Regions from separate parts of the Homo sapiens genome. Here region 1 is linked to region 2. Evidence: read pairs that join two places in POLR2A ChIA-PET (ENCODE). Cell type or tissue: MCF 10A. All regions are shown on one strand. Each heading gives the region's core, and the rest is flanking DNA. Links, peaks and the distances in the headings are about the cores only.

Region 1 (5,000 bases), core at 1-5,000, 130 kb before region 2:
GATTAAATTATATGGCTACTAAAATTCATTTATGAAAAATAGAAGTTGTCACATAAGACAGACATAAAGGGGTCAGAAAAAAAATAACATTTATAGTAGGATGATGCAACTCTATGAGTCTTCTTTTCTCTCCAAACTGTATTCAGTGTTTGATTATTTATGGGTCTGCCTTTGGCTTTAGGACATTTATCACTTGTGCACTAAGTCAAACGGACACTCTGGGCTTCGTCTCACTTGACTTCCCTGCATCATTTGACCCTGCTGACTTTGGCTTCAGTGTCCCTACACTCTCCCGGCTTCCTTCCACCCGCCAGGACTGGTTGCTCTTGGCCTCCTTGGTGAATCTCCCTTATTCTATCCTTTCACTTTGTAGGCCGCAGCAGAGTGGTCTTACCACTCCCAATCAACACATTTCCCCTCCCTGTGTGGGCCTTCCTGCCCTGAGGGCCTCCTGTCATGATGGAGCCTCTCTAGAAGTTACCAGCACTGATTTCTAATATTCCCCACAGATTTCACTCGCAAAAAAAAAAAACACAAAAAACAGGGATGGCTCTTTCCGAAGTAATGTTCTTATCTACCAGACACCTTAATTATCCAGAAGTATAACCCATCTAGATGGCAGCCAAGAGAACTGAGTTCCACCTGCCATCCCCCAGAGTATTGCAAGAATTCTTTCTTTTGCTTTTTTTTTTTTTTTTTAAGAGTCTCGCTCTGTTGCCCAGGCTGGAGTGCAGTGGTGCAGTCTCAGTTCACTGCAACCTCCACCTCCTGGGCTCAAGCGATTCTCCTGCCTCAGCCTCCTGAGTAGCTGGGACTACAGGCACATGCCACTACACCTGGCTAATTTTTGTATTTTTAGTGGAGATAGGGTTTCACCATGTTGCCCAGGCTGGTTTCGAACTCTTGACCTCAATTGATCCACCCGCCTCGGCCTCGCAAAGTACTGGGGTTACAGGCGTGAGCCACCGTGACTGGCAATTGTCTTTCAGTTATGTAACCAAATACATCCGTCCCACCACACATTCCACCTATGCTTGTTCAGCACCTAATATGTAAGTTCTCCTGGTCTGCTTCCTCTGCACAGTCTCATCCCTATACTATTGTATCCATCTTCTCCCTTGGTCCAGACTCCCATCACTCTCTTCCTTCTCAAACCTTTCCATTATGCCTCAAGGTTAAACGCTCTAGATCCTTCTTCAATAAAAGTTCCTCAGAGGACAACCCTTTCCCTACAGTTCTATCGAACCAAGAGTACTCTTTCTCTCACCCCATATACTTAAGGGTGAGATTTGGGGTTGATGTTCTCCCTCATCCATAGTATCATTGCTGCACTTGGTCTTAGCCAAAAGGCCACTAAGAGATACAGTATCATTTCCAGGTCATTCTCTCTTCACTCTAAGTAAAACTCCATTTGTTTGAGGCTCCTGCCATTCAGTTGACATCTATGCCATCCCTACTTACTGGTACCGTATACTCAGAACTGGATCACTTTTCCTCCTGCCCTGAAAACAATCACCATGGATTCCTGAATTCTGCCATCCATCCTATGAGGGTATTGCTGGGAAAGTTTCTAAACAGGGACTACGTTTCCCAGATGCATTTGCATCTAGCTGGGGCCATATGACTGGTTCGCATGGCTGGAATATGAGCAGAAGTCATAGGTGTCACTTCCAGGTGAAGTGCTTAAGAAGGAATCACGTGAACCTTCACGCTTTCCATCATACCTCACATCAGTGTATTACAGCAACAAGTAAGGCTGGAGTAGATGAGAGCTGGAATGCAAGGAGCCACTACACATTTTTAAAAGCCTTGGTTCCTAATTCACTGCTTTGAGGAGAGGCACCGTCAGAACCATCTAACCAGGGACATCTGCACTGGGCTATATGTGATCAAGAATTAAACTTGTTGGCTAGGCACGGTGGCTCATGCCTATAATCCCAGCACTTTGGGAGGCTGAGGCAGGCCGATCACAAGGTCAGGAGTTTGAGACTGACCAACATGGTGAAACCCCATATCTCCTAAAAATAAAAAAATTAGCTGGGCATGCTGGCACACACCTGTAATCCCAGCTACTCAGGAGGCTGAGACAGGAGAATCGCTTGAACCCAGGAAGCGGAGGTTGCAGTGAGCTGAGATCGCGCCACTGCCCTCCAGTCTGGGTGACAGAGTGAGACTCCGTCTAAAAAAATAATAATAATAATTTTTTTAAAAAGAATTAAATTTGTATTTTGTAAATCCCCTGAGAGTTGGGGTGTATTATTGCAGCACGTAGAGACTATCTTGACTAATAACTAATATAGCAGCCCCCATTAAAACTACATTTAAGGACAGGGCATGGTGGCTCACACCTATAATCCCAGCACTTTGGGAGGTTGAAGCGGGATGATCGCTTGAGCCTAGGAGTCTGAGACCAGCCTGGGCAACATAGTGGAACCCCTTCTCCACACACAAAAATTTTTCAATTAGCCAGGTGTGGTGATGCACACCTGTAGTCCTAGCTACTCAGGAGGCTGAGGCGGGAGGATTGCTTGAGCCCAGGAGGTCAAGGCTGCAGTGAGCTGTGATCATGCCACTGCATTCCATCCTGGTTGACAGGGCAAGATCCTGTCTCAAAAAAAAAAAAAAAAATTGCATTTCAGTTCAAACAGTTTACCCTCTGACCTCAACCCCCAATCCTTTAGCTATCTCATTGTTATTCACACTACTCCAGTCTCCTACTTTGTCTCACACAACCTGGCCATCTGCTGTACTGAACCCTCTGCTTTCTCCTTCTCCCTCTCTCTCACGTTTCCTCCCTTCCCTTCCTATGCAGCGTGAGCTCCATAGTTCAATTCTCTAGCACCATCTTGCCAATATCGATTTCTCTGTATCTCTATCTGTATCTCATTTTTCCCAGTATTATTTCTGCTTGCTGTTAGGGCAACTTTAAACACTCATCTTTCTGCTTTATCCATGCCTGTGTCTGAGTTGCTCAATTCCTATCTTGGAGCTGATCACTTTCAGAAAAAAATTACAGCACTTTGGGAGGCTGAGGCAGGTGATCACTTGAGGTCAACTCCAAGACCAGCCTGGCCAACATGGTGAAACCCTGTCTCTACTAAAAATACAAAAATTAGTTGGGTGTGGTAGCACACACCTGTAGTCCTAGCTACTCGGGAGGCTGAGGCAGGAGAATCGCTTGAACCCAAGAAGTGGAGGGTGCAGTGAGCCGAGATTGTACCACTGCACTCCAGCCTGGGCAACAGAGCAAGATTCCGTCTCTAAACAAACAAATAAATAAATAAATCTTAGAAAATTATGAATAGATAGAAACATCCTTCACCTAATGAAATGTAGATACAAAACATTATGGCAAACATTATATTTAATGGTAAAAATTTGAAAACTTTCACTTTGAAATCAGGAAGAAAACAAGGATGGCCCTTATCACTTCCTTTTTTTTTTTTTAGAGAGTCTCACTCTGTCGCCCGGTCTGGAGTGCAGTGGCGTGATCTTGGCGCACTGCAACCTCTGCCTCCCAGGTTCAAGCAATTCTGCTGCCTCAGCCTCCCGAGTAGCCGGGGTTACAGGTGCACGCCACCACACCCAGCTAATTTTTATATTTTTAGCAGAGACAGGGTTTCACTGTGTTGGCCAGGCTGGTCTCGAACTCCTGACCTCTGGTGTTATCACCACTTCTAGGCAACACTATTCCTGAAGATCTTTGTAATAAGAAAAAAATAATAAAAACAAATAAAAGGTATAAGGATGGGAAAGAAAAACATAAAACTGTCATATTCGCAGATGACACAACTGTTCATGTGAAACAATTAGAATTAATAAGTGAGTTTAGAAATTCTCTCGGCCAAGCACATGCCTGTAATCCCAACACTTTGGGAGGCTGAGGCAGGAAGATGGCTTGAGGCCAAGAGTTCGAGGCCAGCCTTGGCAACATAGCGAGGCTCCATCTCTACAAAAATTAAAAAACTAAAAGTTAGCCAGGCATGCTGGCACACACCTGTAGTCCTAGGTACTTGAGAGGCTGAGGCAGGAGGATCACTTGAGCCCAGGAGCTCGAGGCTGCAGTGAGCTATGATCTTCCCTGCACTGCAGCCTGGGCAACAGAGTGAGACTCTGTCTCAAAAAAAAATTCTCTCAACACAAGATCAATATACAAAAATCAATTGTCAATTATTCCTCTGTATACCAGCCAACATTTAAATAATGTAAGTTTTAAAAATACAAAATTTTCAATAGCAACAAAACATTAAATACTTAGGAATAAGTTGATATGAAAACTTCTACCTACCCACATACATGTGCCATCTTTTGACAGAGTGGTTGTTTACATGAAGCACAGACATGGAAGTCAATGATTGAACTTAACAAGCACCTCCCACTAGAAGAAGTCTGGGGACCTGAGGTAAGAGAAACATTACCTTCCAGATTGTTTATTTGGAATAACTAATCTGGCATTTTGCTATTAACAAAAACTTGATGGAAACATTTTGGATTTAAATTTGCTTTGGTAAATCAAATCCTATTTTTATATTAAATTGTATCATGGTATTTTTAAAATGCTTCATCTTAATTTCTGTGTGATCTTTTGTTGGTTCTGTGTTACTATTTTAATTTTCACTGCTGTAAATATGTGTTTGCAGATTATTAAATATGTGTTAAACATGTGAAAGCATCAAGAGTGAGTCTTTGTAAAGACGACCTAGCTCCCTTACATTAACCTCAGGTCTTTACTGAAAAATCAAGTTGTCAATGAGGACTTCCCTGGCCACCATATGGAAAAACTTAACCATCACTTTCATGAAAGCGCATATTTCTCCCTATTTTCTTTCCTTTTTTTTTTTTTTTTGAGACAGAGTCTCTCTCTGTTGCCTAGGCTGCTAAGCTGGAGGGCAGTGGCACAATCTCTGCTCACTGCAACTTCCACCTCCCAGGTTCAAGTGATTCTCCTGCCTCAGCCTCCTGAGTAGCTGGGACTACAGGCATGTGCCACCACGCCTGGC
Region 2 (8,143 bases), core at 1,435-6,434:
GTCCTATTGTAAATGCCCAGTGGGTTCACCTTGCCTGCTGCCTAGACAGAACCGATTTATCAAATCAGGGGAATTACAATAGGGAAAGAGTTATTCAAGCAAAGCCAGCTGTGCCGGAGACTGGAGTTTTATTATTACTCAAATCGGTCTCCCCGAGCGTTTGGGGATGAGAGTTTTTAAGGATAATTTGGTGGGTTGAGGGGAGCCAGTGAGTCAGGAGTGCTGATTGTTTGGGCCGGAGATGAAACCGTCAGGAGTCGAAGCTGTCCTCTTGTGCTGAGTCAGTTCCTGGGTCGGGGCTGGGGCCACAAGATCAGATGAGCCAGTCTATTGAGCTGGGTGGTACCAGCTGGGTGGTGTCTGCAAAATACCTCAAGCATTGTTCTTAGATTTTACACAACAGTGATGTTACCTCCAGGAGGAATCTGGGGAGGGTCAGAATCTTGTAGTCTTCAGCTGCATGACTCCTAGACCATAATTTCCAATCTTTTGATTAATTTATTGGTCCTACAAAGGCAGTCTAGTCCCCAGGGAAGAAGGGGGTTTCTTTCCAGAAAGGGCTATCATCTTCCTTTCAAATTATAAACTAAGTTCCACTTGGCTGGGCACGGTGGCTCACACCTGTAATCTCAGCACTTTGGGAGGCCAAGGCAGGCAGATTGCCTAAGGTCAGGAGTTTGAGACCAGCCTGACCAACATGGTGAAACCCTGTCTCTACTAAAAATATAAAAATTAGCTGGGCATGGTGGCTGACACCTGTAATCCCAGCTACTTAGGAGGCTGAGGCAGGAGAATCGCTTGAACCCAGGAGGCAGAAGTTGTAGTGAGCCAAGATCGTGCCATTGCATTCCAGCCTGGGTGACAAGAGCGACACAGTGTCTCAAAAAAAAAAAAAAAAAAAAAAAGTTCCACTCAAAGTTAGTTCAGCCTTCACCCGGGAATGAACAAGGACAGCTTGGAGGTTAGAAACAAGATGGAGTTGGAGTTGGTTAGGTGACATCTCTTTCACCATCTCAGTTACAATTTTGCAATGGTGGTTTCACTGTTGGGTGTTTCTGGTGAGTTCTCCTAAATTCAGACCTCTCACTCTTTGGTTGAAGGTCTAGACTATCTGAGCTGTTTTGCAAATGCTTTCTTGTCTTTGAGCGTGAGGGCCTCAGTCTCTGTCTTTGCACAGGAAATTTGTGTAAAGAGCTATGCAGAGAACTGTCTTTATTCTACCTCTGCCTCACAGCAGAGGTTCAAGTCAAAGGATTGGCAGTTAGGCACCAGTGGTTTTGTTTTACACAATATGCTTTTTTCTTTCTTTCTTTCTTTCTTTCTGAGACAGAGTCTCACTCTGTCTTCCAGGCTGGAGTGCAGTGGTGCGATCTTGGCTCACTGCAACCTCCACCTCCTGGGTTCAAACGATTATCATTCCTCAGCCTCCCAAGTAGTACTACCATGTCCAACTAATTTTTGTATTTTTAGTAGAGACAGTGTTTTGCCATGTTGGTTAGGCTGGTCTTAAGCTCCTGACCTCAAGTGATCTGCCTGCCTCAGCCTCCCAAAGTGCTGGGATTACAGGCATGAGCCACCACGTCCGGCCTACATAGCATGATTTTAAGATTACAGCTGTTTTCTATCATTTGAAAATTCTGACTTAGGGCTGGGCGCGGTGGCTCACGCCTGTAATCCCAGCACTTCGGGAGGCCGAGGCAGGTGGATCACAAGGTCAGAAGATCAAGACCATCCTGGCTAACACGGTGAAACCCCGTCTCTACTAAAAATACAAAAAATTAGCCAGGTGTGGTGGCGGGCGCCTGTAGTCCCAGCTACTCGGAGGCTGAGGCAGGAGAATGGCGTGAACCGGGGGGCAGAGCCTGCAATGAGCCAAGATTGCGCCATTGCACTCCAGCCTGGGAGACAGAGCGAGACTCCGTCTCAAAAAAAAAAAAAAAGAAAAAAGAAAATTCTGACTTAGCCTTTCATTTCTGACCAGTTATTCCTAACTGAAAGTATACCCACTTTTTGCTCTCCCAAACAGGTATGAGGGTCCAATCCCCCATAACTGGAGCACTCTGCTGCCACTTGGCAGGTGTAGTCACATTTTGACCCTAACCACATCCCTGACCTTGGTCACTTTTGAAAAGTTCATTGGCCAGGCGTGGTGGCACACACCCGTAATCCCAGCACTTTGGGAGGCCGAGGTGGGCAGATCATGAGGTCAGGGGATCGAGACCATCCTGCCTAACATGGTGAAACCCCGTCTCTACTAAAAATACAAAAAAAAATTAGCCAGGCATGGTGGCGGGCGCCTGTAGTCCCAGCTACTCGGGAGGCTGAGGCAGGAGAATGGCGTGAACCTGGGAGGCTGAGCTTGCAGTGAGCCGATATCACACCACTGCACTCCAGCCTGGGCAACAGAGAGAGACACCATCTCAAAAAAGAGAAAGAATACTCTAGCAATGTGGAAGAAGTTTCATGACTTCTGTTGTCTATTGTAGTATAACAAACCACCTCGAAACCTAATTGCTTAGAACAACAACCAATTCTAGGTTGGGTGCCGTGGCTCACGCCTGTAATCCCAGCACTTTGGGAGGCTAAGGCAGGCGGATCACAAGGTCAGGAGATCGAGACCATCCTGGCTAACATGGTGAAACCCCATCTCTACTAAAAATACAAAAAATTAGCCAGGCGTGGTGGCAGGCACCTGTAGTCTCAGCTACTGGGGAGGCAGAGGCAGCAGAATGGCGTGAACCCAGGAGGTGGAGCTTGCAGTGAGCTGAGATCGCACCACTGCACTCCAGCCTAGGCGACAGAGCGGGACTGTGTCTCGGAAAAGAAAAAAAAAAACAAAACAGAATAGTTCATCAATTATGGGAAATTAAGCTTCAAAATCTAAGTGCTCTTCTTAGAGACACCGGCTGGATTTATGTATAGCGCTGATGGAAATTCTCTTGTAAATGTTTAGGTAAGTGAAACCATCTAACCCAGGAGAGCCACAAGCAGCAGTAGCCAAAAGAGAGATTCTCTGAAATGTCTAAAATAATTCATCTGCACACACAATTGGGAAAAAAAAAATACTGGTTTTAGACCCAAACCAACCAAGTGGAAGACGTCCTTTATGTTTGTCCTTCCTGAAATCTGATAATAAGAGATTTGAAAATATTATTTTTTGGGTTATTTTTTTCTTTCTTTGAGACAGGGTCTTGCTCTGTTGCCCAGGCTGGAGTGCAGTGGGCCATTCTCAGCTCACTGCAGCCTGAACTCTTGAGCTCAAGCGATCCTCCCACCTCAGCCTCCTGAGTAGCTGGGACTACAGGTGTGCACCACCACACTCAGCTAATTTTTTGATTTTTTGTAGAGACTGGGTCTCACTATGTTGCCCAGGCTGGTCTTGAACTCCTGGCCTCAAATGATCCTCCCACCTCAGCCTCCCAAAGTCCTGGGATTGTAGGCATGAGCCACCACCCATGGCTTTTACAGCTTTAGGATTGGAACTCAGCATAATTAAAAGCTGACACTTGGGCTATCATTTTTTAGACAAAGACAAAAAGTCCCTCCTGCTTTTTTCCTCTTTTGGATCTTCTTTCTGGGAATTTTCTTAGTTGACTGAAACCCCTTTTTAAATGTGTTTGATTCCTCTGTTTGCTTCCTACCTTGTTGGCATAATTTCTGCTGAAAAAAGTGTAAAATTTGTTGGCCTTTTAGAAAGCTTAGAATCTCCCCAAATTGCCTCTTTTAACACTTGTTCTTCTATTTTCTTCCACTTGAAACCAGCACTGCAAAATTATAACTGAGACAGTGAAAGAAATCTAGCTTTGCCAACTCCATCTCGCTTCTGACCTCCAAACTGTCCTTGTTCATTCCTGGGTGTAGACGGAACTAACTTTGGAGGAACTTAGTTTGTAGTTTAACTTTGAAACAAAGACAATAACAGCCCTTTCCCAGAACAAACTCCCTTCTTGCCTGGGGACTAGACTGCCTTTGTAGGACTAACAAATTAGCCAAAAGATTAGAAATTATAGTTTAGGAGTCATGCAGCTAGAGGCCGCAAGATTTTGAACCTCCCCAAATTGTTCCTGGAGATAACATCACTATTATGAAACCTAAGATCAGTGCTTGAGGTATTTTGCAGATCCTGCATTTATGACTCACCTGGCACCACCCAGTTTAATAAACTGGCTCATCTGAGCTTGTGTCCCCCAACCAGAAACTGACTCAATGCAAGATTCAACTCCGTATGATTTCATCTCCGGCCCAACCAGGCAGCACTCCCGACTCACTGCCCGCCTCCGCCCACCAAATTATCCTTAAAAACTCTGATCCCCGAATTCTCAGGGAGACTGATTTGAGTAATAATAAAACTCCAGGCCGGGCGCCGTGGCTTACGCCTGTAATCCCAGCACTATGGGAGGCCAAGGCGGGCAGATCACCTGACGTCGGGAGTTCGAGACTAACCTGACCAACATAGAGAAACCCCGTCTCTACTAAAAATACAAAATTAGCTGGGCGTGGTGGCGCATGCCTATAATCCCAGCTACTCCGGGGCCGAGGCAGGAGAATCACTTGAACCCGGGAGGTGGAGATTGCGATGAGCTGAGATCGCACCACTGCACTCCAGCCTGGGCAACAAGAGCGAAACTCTGTCTCAAAAACAAAAAAACAAACAACAACAACAACAACAAAAGGTACTTCCCTTTCCCCTTTATTATTATTATTATTATTATTATTATTATTATTATTATTTTTGAGATGGAGTTTGACTCTTGTTGCCCAGGCTGGAGTGCAGTGGCGCAATCTTGGTTCACTGCAACTTCCGCCTCCCGGGTTCAAGCAATTCTGCTTCAGCCTCCCGAGTAGAGTAGCTGGGATTACAGGTGCCCGCCACCGCACCCGGCTAATGTTTTGTTTTTTTTTTAATTTCTTTCTTTCTTTTTTTTCTTTCTTTCTTTTTTTTTTTTTTTTTGTATTTTTAGTAGAGATGGGAGTTTCACAATGTTGGCCAGGGTAGTCTCGAACTCCTGGCCTCAGGTGATCCAAAGTGCTGGGATTACAGGAGTGAGCCACTGTCCCCAGTGGTAAATTCTTATCTTAAGGTGGAATGCCAATATAAGAAAGGAAGTGTAGGACAAAGCTGAAGGTTTCCAAGTTGTTGAAGGTTTATGAAAGATTAATCTCATGAAAAGAATTTTGTATGGCTGGGCGCAGTGGCTCACGCCTGTAATCCCAGCACTTTGGGAGGCCAAGGCGGGTGAATCACCTGAGGTCAGGAGTTTGAGACCAGCCTGACCAACATGGTGAAATCCCGTCTCTACTAAAAACACAAAAATTACCCTGGCGTGGTGGCGCACGCCTGTAGTCCTAGCTACTCAGAAGGCTGAGGCAGGAGAATTGCTTGAACCCGGGAGGCAGAAGTTGCAGTGAGCCAAGATTGCACTACTGCACTTCAGCCTGGGTGACAGATCTAGACTCTGTCTAAAAAAAAAAAAAAAAAAAAAAAAAGGTTTACGGAAATCTTATCCTGTGTGGTCAATGCTGACTGAGATTAGATGAATTAATTTGTTTATTAGGTTTTATTAACATTAGCTTTAGGGTTGAACTCGGTAGCTCACACCTGTAATTCCAGCACTTTGGGAGGCCAAGATGGGAGGCTCCCTTGAGCCCAGGAGTTTGAGACCAGCCTGGGCAACATAGTGAGCCCTTGTCTCTACTAAAAATAAAAAAATAAAAAAAATTAGCCAAGCATGGTGATGCACAACTATGTCCCAGCTGCTCCAAAGGCTGATGATATTGGAGGATCACCTGAGCCTAGGAGGTCACGGCTTCAGTGAGCCAAATTCATGCCACTGCACTCCAGCCTGGGCCACAGAGTGAGACCCTTTCTCAAAAAAATAATTAGCTTTAGCATGAATAATATACTGACACAAAGATAGAATTTGGTTTTCTCTTTGAACATGATTTTCATATGGTATTAATAAGAGACAGGCCGGTGCGGTTGCGCACGCCTGTAATCCCAGCATTTTGGGAGGCTGAGGCACACAGATCACTTGAAGTTAGGAGTTCGAGACCAGCCTGGCCAACTTGGTGAGACCCTGTCTCTATTAAAAATACAAAAATTAGCCAGGCATGGTGGTGGGCGCCTGTAATTTCAGCTACTTGGGAGGCTGAGGCAGGAGGAGAATCACTTGAACCTGGGAGGTGGGGTTGCAGTGAGCCAAGATCCTGCCACTGCACTCCAGCATGGGTGACAGAGAGAGACTCTATCTCAAAAAAAAAAAAAAAAAAAAAAAAAAACAGAGAGAGAGAAAATAGGCCGGGCATGGGGCTCACACCTGTAATCCCAGCACTTTGGGAGGCCGAGGCAGGTGGATCACCTGAGGTCAGGAGTTCGAGACCTGCCTGGCCAACATGGCAAAACCCCCGTCTCTACTAAAAATATAAAAAGTAGCCAGGAGTGGTGGCATGTGCCTATAATCCTGGCTACTCGGGAGGCTGAGGCAGGAGAATCTCTTGAACCTGGGAGGTGGAGTTTGCAGTGGGCCGAGATCATGCCACTGAACTCCAGCCTGGGGGACAGAGTGAGACTCTGTCTCAAAAAAAAAGGGGGGGGTTGGCAATAAAAGATTTTTGTTCATCTTTTGAGTAAATTGCCAAAAAAAAAAAAAAGGAGGGAAAGACAGATTCTAGTAGTCTTATGCTATCTTTATTAGGTTTTTGTTGTTGCTGTTTAAATCAACAATTTTTATTGTTGTTTTAAATAAACATTGATTGATTTTTTTAATTAAATTTTTTTTATCTCCATAGGTTATTGGGGAACAGATGGTATTTGGTTACATGAGTAAGTTCTTTAGTGGTGATTTGTGAGATCTTGATGCACGCATACCCAAGCAGCATACACATAACCCAATTTGTACACGCATACCCAAGCAGCATACACATAACCCAATTTGTACACGCATACCCAAGCAGCATACACATAACCCAATTTGTAGTCCTTTATCCCTCACCCCCTTCCCATCCTGTCCCCCAGGTCTTTTGATTGTTTGGAAAACTGAGTCTCCTCTCTATCAAAAAACAAAGGTTTTTGCTTTCTGAAATCTTTGAATTATCACTTGGGCTAAATGACCTACTATTATTTTACAGTGACTTATGATTTTTTTTTTTAGACTGGAGTGCAGTGGCACGGTCTCGACTCACTGCAACCTCCGTCTCCCGGGTTCAAGTGATTCTTGTGCCTCAGTCTCCCAAGTAGCTGGGATTCCAGGCAAGTGCCACCATGCCCAGCTAATTTTTGTGTTTTTTTAACTGGAGATGGAGTTTCAACATGTTGGCCAGGCTGGTCTCAAACTCCTGACCGCAAGTGATCCACCCGCCTCAGCCTCCCAAAGTGCTAGGATTACACGCGTGAGCCACCGCACCCAGCCCTATGATTCTATTTTGATCAAGTATTTTTAATCTTAAATATTTGACATGCTTTCCAAATCAAATTTCAAATTCTAAAATCAAGTCTTTTGCAAATGGAGGCCCTGGAAGGCTAAGAGGTACATGTTAGGCTATTTGTTATGTTAAAATCATACAGAAAACATTGTCAAATAAAAAATGGTGTTCAACTTTCTTTGAGTTATATTTGTATGAATACATTATTAATATGTGTCCCAAAATTATATGAGATTCCTAAAATTCTGATATGTCTTGATATTGTCAGACATAATTATGGTTAATTTTTTTTTTTTTTTTTGAGATGGAGTTTTGCTCTTGTTGCCCAGGCTGGAGTGTAGTGGTGTGGTCTCGGTTCACTGCAACCTCTGCCTCCTGAGTTCAAGTGATTCTCCTGCCTCAGTCTCCCAAGTAGCTGGGATTACAGGCGCCCGCCACCATGCCCAGCTAAGTTTTGTATTTTTAGTACAGACGGGGTTTCACCATGTTGGCCACGCTGGTCTCGAACTCCTGACATCAGGTGATCTGCCCACCTTGGCCTCCCAAAGTGCTGGGATTATAGGCATGAGCCTGTAAAATAATAGTAGGTCATTTAGCCCAAGTGATAATTCAGTTTAGGCACCTGGCCTAAATTGTTGTATGTCATAGAAATAACCACATTCCTTGTCAATTGCATCTTTAACCATGACTTCTCTGTCTTTTGTCAACCACAAACAATTAT

What was found. ChIA-PET counts read pairs that join two places held together with the same protein. Peaks named below come from ENCODE experiments on the same cell type or tissue, not always from the same donor. Only the 100,000 strongest peaks of a DNase experiment are listed, where the experiment ranks them.
Region 1: POLR2A ChIA-PET joins it to region 2 with 11 read pairs; 4 of 35 experiments call an interaction of 5 or more read pairs at or near these places.

What each region holds. Positions count from the first base shown.
Region 1 is chr1:244,605,925-244,610,924 of GRCh38, forward strand. CATSPERE (catsper channel auxiliary subunit epsilon) reads left to right here. Exons shown (of 22, transcript NM_001130957.2): 19 at 4,316-4,402. Among named protein-coding and RNA genes, the nearest start is that of DESI2, 45 kb to the right of the region's middle. In MCF 10A, for the core only: no CTCF peak of the experiment used is centred there; no DNase peak of the experiment used is centred there.
Region 2 is chr1:244,736,067-244,744,209 of GRCh38, forward strand. No RefSeq gene overlaps it. Among named protein-coding and RNA genes, the nearest start is that of C1orf202, 9.1 kb to the left of the region's middle. RefSeq lists enhancers at 1-212, 1-139. In MCF 10A, for the core only: no CTCF peak of the experiment used is centred there; a DNase peak (open chromatin) is centred at 4,155.